Linked DNA regions of Homo sapiens: region 2 is linked to region 1. Evidence: chromatin contacts called from ENCODE Hi-C data. All regions are on one chromosome and are shown on one strand. Each heading gives the region's core, a stretch centred on a gene start or an enhancer-like site at or near the end of the contact. The rest is flanking DNA. Distances are from core to core; before and after follow the strand shown. Region 1 holds the start of USP46-DT (USP46 divergent transcript). Region 2 overlaps DCUN1D4 (defective in cullin neddylation 1 domain containing 4).

Evidence for each region. Hi-C counts contacts between places; a loop is a spot of excess contacts on that map. Pooled maps may share reads with other maps.
Region 2: a map of naive thymus-derived CD4-positive, alpha-beta T cell shows a loop between it and region 1 (20-fold over the local background). The contact joins the enhancer-like site here to the promoter of USP46-DT in region 1. A Hi-C loop is called at or near these places in 4 of 168 maps with a recorded cell type or tissue (CD4-positive, alpha-beta memory T cell, naive thymus-derived CD4-positive, alpha-beta T cell and natural killer cell), 3 of 37 single-sample maps with no recorded cell type and 12 of 50 pooled maps.

The regions. Positions count from the first base shown.
Region 1 is chr4:52,657,818-52,660,797 of GRCh38, reverse strand. USP46-DT (USP46 divergent transcript) reads right to left here and starts at 1,392. Exons shown (of 2, transcript NR_125363.1): 1 at 1,122-1,392. USP46 (ubiquitin specific peptidase 46) reads left to right here and starts at 1,497. Exons shown (of 9, transcript NM_022832.4): 1 at 1,497-1,683. The coding sequence starts at 1,648. RefSeq lists silencers at 1,084-1,513, 1,524-2,043.
Region 2 is chr4:51,894,551-51,897,530 of GRCh38, reverse strand. All of the region lies in intron 7 of DCUN1D4 (defective in cullin neddylation 1 domain containing 4), which reads right to left. Among named protein-coding and RNA genes, the nearest start is that of DCUN1D4, 53 kb to the right of the region's middle. Within about 2 kb of position 1,535, at least 14 of the 41 ENCODE cell types and tissues checked have a DNase peak (open chromatin) inside an H3K27ac peak, as active enhancers do.

The sequences.
Region 1 (2,980 bases), core at 143-2,642:
CCTGTTGTCCCAGCGCTTTGGGAGGCCAAGGTGGGATGATTGCTGGAGCCCAGGAGTTTGGGATGACTCGGGGCTGCCCAGCCTCAGGCTGGGCAACATAGCGAGAACCTGTCTCTTAAAAAACAGAGAGAGAGAGAAGAAAATCAGTCATGACTTACAATGGAAGAAATTATCATCAGGATGTATTTGGAAATAATATTTAGGTTGAAAGACTTAAGCAGGAATATTATTTCTCATGTCCACTGGAAAACACAGTGACATGACTCCCAAAACCTTCAGTCAACAAGTCTGTCTTACTGTTTCCTCCCCAGATTCTAGGGATATTAGCAATCAACGGCTCTCAAATCTTTACTCTTGGTTAGATAAAAGCTATCTTCAACTAATTTTTCTTCTGATTCAATTTGTCATTAAATACACTGATCTAAGAATTTATCACGCATCTCACTTGTACAATTTCTCCTTTGAAAGCATCGAATTGCAACCTTGTATGTGTAACTGTTCCACACATTCAGAAACGGGCCCCTTCAATTCGCGTGGACCTATCTGCTAAGTGGTGCACAGACTCGCGCTCTGAGCCCGCAGCCACGACCTTTAATGCGGGAAATGTGCATGATCCCATACAGCGCCCATCTCAACAACTAGAGGCTGGGTGCACCCGAGAGGGGTATGCCTGCCTTGAAGATATGGAAAAGTTTTGTTTTCGTTCTTTCCACTCCTTGGACAGTCCCTAGTGCTTGCGCGGAACCGGGACGTCTCCTTTGGACCCGCTAATGTCACAAGCCGCCCGAGCGCGCCGCTGCTGGCCTCCGCCCAGACCCGGATTCCTCCCCCTTCCCGGCGCCCTTTCTCGGGCGCCCGGCCCGCAGCTGGCGAGGGCTCTCTGACCGCTCCGGTGTCCTCGCCCCATTTTACTTCTTGGGTCCCCGCCGGTGCCATCTGGTTGGAACCCTCGGGAGGAACTAAAAGTTGGACGTCGCCACCCCTACCCCTCGCCAAAAAATAAACACCGGGGGCTGCCGAGGCCCGCCAGGAGGAAGGCGACGAGGAAAAAGCGAGGACGGAAGGCGGCCCCGGGTTCGCCCCGGCCTGGGCCGCCCGCTTCCCCACCCCGCGCACCGTACCGTCCCCGGCTCCCTGGCTCCCCGACGGCGAGGAGGGCCGCCGCTTCCGCGTCGGGGTCGGCCGGGGGACCTGCGAGGTGCGGCTGCCGCAGCGGCGCGCCCCGGAGCCTGGCCCGGCATTCCAGTCCGAATAGAAAGAGGCAGGGAATCAAATGGAAAAGCAGGAGGCCAGGCCTGGGCGGGCGAGCTGGGAAGGAGGCGGCGCGGCGGGGCCCGGGAACCCAGCCTGGAGCGCTCTGAGCGGCCGGCTCGGACTCACGCGGCGCGCCCGGGCCGCCCCTCCTCCCCGCGCCGCCGGCCGCGGCCCAGGCTCCCTCGCTCCGCCACTCCCCGCCCCTCCGCGCTCCCTCCCCGCCCTCCCCGCGCCGCCGCCTCCTCCTCCCGGCCTCCCTCTCCCAGCCAAACTGAAAGCCGGACCCCAGGCCGCCGCGCTGCCGCCCGGCCTCCCCGCCAGCGCGCCACCATGGGCAGTCCCGGTTTCCCCTTGTAAAGATGGCGGTGAGGGATCGCTGCAACCTTTAGACTAATGACTGTCCGAAACATCGCCTCCATCTGTAATATGGTGAGTGGCCGAGCCGCCTCGGGGTCGCGCCCGACTCGCGGCGAGGCAAAGAAAGGGAAGCCCGAGCTGCACACACGCCCGGTGGCTGGGGCGGCGGGGGCGGCGGGGTCCGCGCCGCCAGAAGTTCCCGGCCCCCGAGCTGGGCGCGCGGCCGCAGCCACCTCAGCGGCCGGGGAGGGTCCCCGAGCCCCCGGCGCCCGTCTCAGCCCCGGGACCTCGGAACCCGCCCGGCGATCCCGGGGCCGCGCTGCTGCGCCCCCCGCCCTCGGGTTGCGGTGGAAGCGGCTTGAGGGAAGGGAAGCGACCGAACCTGAACGTCCCCGGGGAGGGGGTGGGGGATAAGCTGGAGGTGGGGGGCACCCATCCTCTTCTTGCGGTCAAGACAGCCTTATTGGACGTCCAGACTGCCCTCATCTCATTTTGAGTTCAGTCCTTCCGAGGTGTTTAAAATTCACTTTGCAATAGCAATTGTGTATCTGGAGAAATCGGAAATGTAATAAAGCTGTAAAAAAAGTGCAAAATTGTGGCTGGAGAAGTGAACTTCAACCTGGTTTGAAAAAGCACCGTAATTTGCTCCGCATGCCTCAGTTTCCCCATCTGTGAAAAAGGGACAAGGCTCTGTGGCGGTAATATTTGCAGGCCCTAAGGGTGGGGCGGGCTGTGGGCTTGGAGGAGGTCTCCAGGGTTATCCTGCCTGATCCGCTGTAGACCTAGGGGAGGCTGGCGGGCATGGATACAGCCAGGGACATCACTGGGTTCTGATGCAGTCCGAGCCCATGATGCGGTGGTCACTTTAATTTGGGTTTCCCCCATTGCTTTCCCTTTTTCTGTAGGAAGAACCTCCAGCCCTTGGGTCCCCAGGCTGGACCCTGCTGGCGCCTCCACTTGTCAGAGCCTTTGGGGAGCTCAGATTGGAGTAAGGCATTGCTGTCCCTTGCAGGGTGAGATGATGTGTGTTTTGCCTACATTCTTTAGACTGCACCCCGCCTCCCCTCTAGCCCCCTCCCAAGCGGGTCCCCGGAGGCAACACGTGCTCTTACAGTGCCAGTTTGAGGAAAACCTCCCTTGAAGCTAGTAATACTGGCCCCTAAAGGGAATCCAAGGAAGCTTGATGGAGAAGCCCTGGTGTAAGGTGATCTGGCTGCCCTTCCCCCATCACATAGCTTTTTAAATCTTCTGTCCCACATTCTGTTGCAAGATCAACACATGGCAAAGGAGCATTAAGAAGCCTTGTGTTAGCTCAGGGGTGGAATTGAGACCCGCTGGCTTCAGCTTTCAGCACAATGGGACGTGCCAC
Region 2 (2,980 bases), core at 286-2,785, 760 kb after region 1:
AAGAGTCACCATTTTCACCAGCAATATTAAAGATTTTCAACACTGAATACGTATTTTCTCTATAGATCTTTAACCTACTAAGTACAGATAATACATACACCAAGTATTATCAATATATTTTGTATACTGTATGAACTAAAATGGTTCATAATAGAGCACACGAATCTATTTTTAAAAACAAGCCTGTGAAAGCTCCTTCTTTGTACCTAACTACAAATAAGTCCTTATGATCTCTTTGTTGATATGATAAACTATCTAAAAGCCTGCAATTATATTAAATGTTTAATTTCTATGAAACAGAACAATTTAGAAAGCCCCTTATTTCTTCCTAATGTGGAAAATAAAAAAGATTAAAATTAGGCTATTTTAGAGTCGGAAAAGACTTCTTCAAGAGAATGACACATAAGCTAAGAGAGTTGAGAGATAAGCAGGAACTAGATATTTTGGAGAGGTGGGAAAGGCTCTCTGTCTATTAGGAACAGCATAGGCAAAGGCCCAGAAGCAGATGGGAGTATGGTAAGTCCAACAGACTTAAAAGACAGCCACTGTCGCTGGAGTGGATAGAGGAAGTGGGAAAGAGGTATAAGATGATGCTGAGAGGAACATGGGGTCAGTCTCATAAAAGGCTTTTGTAGTCCACAGTGAGGGTTTTTAAAATTACATCCTAGGAACAATGGAGGCCACCTGCCACTATGAGAAAGACCACGATCAGGGCTGCATCTTGACAAGCTCACTCTTGATCTCCATGGAGAAGGACTGGTGGGAAGGAAAAGAGATATTGAGAGCCAGTTAGAGATCTAGTGCCAGAATCCCAATGAGGGGGTCACAGGGACTAGAAAGATACACAAGAAAGCAGTAAACAGGAGTAAGTTTGGGAGGCAGGGCTGAATTCGCACTATAGGGTTAGATTTTCTACTGTAGGGTTAGATTTTTTTAATGGTGTGTATATAATAATATAATATTAATAATAATCGGAGAGGGTCAAAGAGGAGGGAAACTGGGTAACCCAAAAACATAAGGTCGAGGTCCCTGTTCTTCACCGGAAAGAGGGTCAAGGACCAAAGCCATAGATTTGACTGGTAGTTTAGTTTAGTCCTGTCTACGAAGAAGAAGAGCGGTTGTTTGTTTTAACAGATTCAAGAGCAGGAAGCACTCATTTAGATAACTACCCCATAGTTAAAAGAAAATAAAGTTAGCTGTAAACTCTAGGCAGAGCTATGAGAAGAAATGTGAAGTTCTGCAGCATGCCTGGGAGCAAGCCCAACATCCTGGCAAAAAGATGTCCCTATGTTTGAAAGATGCTCAGAGATCCTGTCTGAAATGCAGGAAATGAACAGTTCTTGTGCTTTAAACATAAAAAACACAAGTAATATTACTAACTCTGGTACCCATTAAAAACCTGGGGTTGGGAGCTAATGTTGCCAATACAGAGTTTAATCTGCTTTAAAGGGTGTCTTGAACACACAAAGCCCCTGGACTGGCCCCCAATAGTGAAACAGGCTGCTGAGTCACCCTGTCCAGAACCACAGGTTGCCATCTAGTGGCCACTCAACGTACACATCTTCAGAGGACTCTAGAGCCTGGCTTGGGACATGTAAGCCACCAATGTGACCTCAGAAAGCAGTCACATCTTCAACTCAAGTCTTCCCACATGTTTCTGTGTACCATGTATAAAAAAATGTGTAGAAGTCACAGTGACAGTGCCACGCTTCTAAGGAACACCATTTCCCAACACAAAAAAATGCACACAATGTAAGATAATTTCTTTTTGAGTTTGCTGCTCTAACAGATTTGTAAGGACAGAAATCAACACAGTAATCATCGAAGTTTATAAAATCAGAGGTAGCTTTCCCCTATTACCCAGGAAAAGGCCCCTGCCCCTTCACTTAGTATTTTTCCAGCCCATCATCAGTTTATTGCAGTTAATTAACAATTGTCACTGTTTTTTTTTTTTTTTTTTTTTTTTTTTTTAAGTTTAAGCACCACAATTAGCTTAATTCATCAGACCAAAACAGGAGCTGTGTCTTCTCTGGCAGGGGAATGATCTCAGGAGTGCAAGGATAGATGTTCCCTACCAGCTGCCGGCCTAAGTCCAAACTCTCATACCACCCACGTCCTGCCCCAGGCTCACAGGCCCTAGGGAAGCCAAGCACACAATTCCTCTGAGAGCCCAGGCATAAGCCATAAGCCATACTTCACCACCCTAGTTTAAGGATGCTACCAGAGACACCCAGGAAATGACAGAAATGATTAAAAACTCTGGTTTCACAGCCGATGGGCTTTCTGTTTCTATCACACTCCCATCATACAGTAACCTTTTTTTTTTTTTAACAGCATTTTAACCAAATATAATGAAGGGTCTGAATGTTTGTATCCCCCTGAAATTTGTAGGTTGAAATCCTCACCCCCAAGATGATGGTATCAAAAAGTGGTGCCTTTGTGAGATTATTAGGTCCTGGGGGCAGAATCCTCCTGAATGAGATTAGTTAAGAGACCCAAGGGCGCTTGTTTGCCCCTTCCAACATGGGAGGACCCAGTTAGAAGGCACCATCTATGAATCAAAAAGCAGGCTGTCACCAGACACCAAATCTACGGCATCTTGGTCTTGAACTTCTGGGCCTCCAGAGAAATAAAATTCTCTGGAATTTTATTTATAAGCCACCCAGTCTAAAACATTCTGTTATAGCTGCCTAAATGGCCTAAGACATATATGAATACATAAAAATATTTTGTTCTATACTTGTTAATTCTAGTTTGAGATCAAAATATTTCATTAGATAGGTTTAATAAAATTAAAATGAGCAAAAATAGAAAAGAAATCCAAAATAGAAGACAAAATAGTTTAAAGATCGACTACTTTCTGCCTTTAGAGCACATAAATGATTACTCTCTGGGTTTTCTTGTGTACTAGGTGCACATACTTCACAAATACAATGCTTATTTAGTTACTTTACTGGCATAAAGACAAGTGACCTTATGA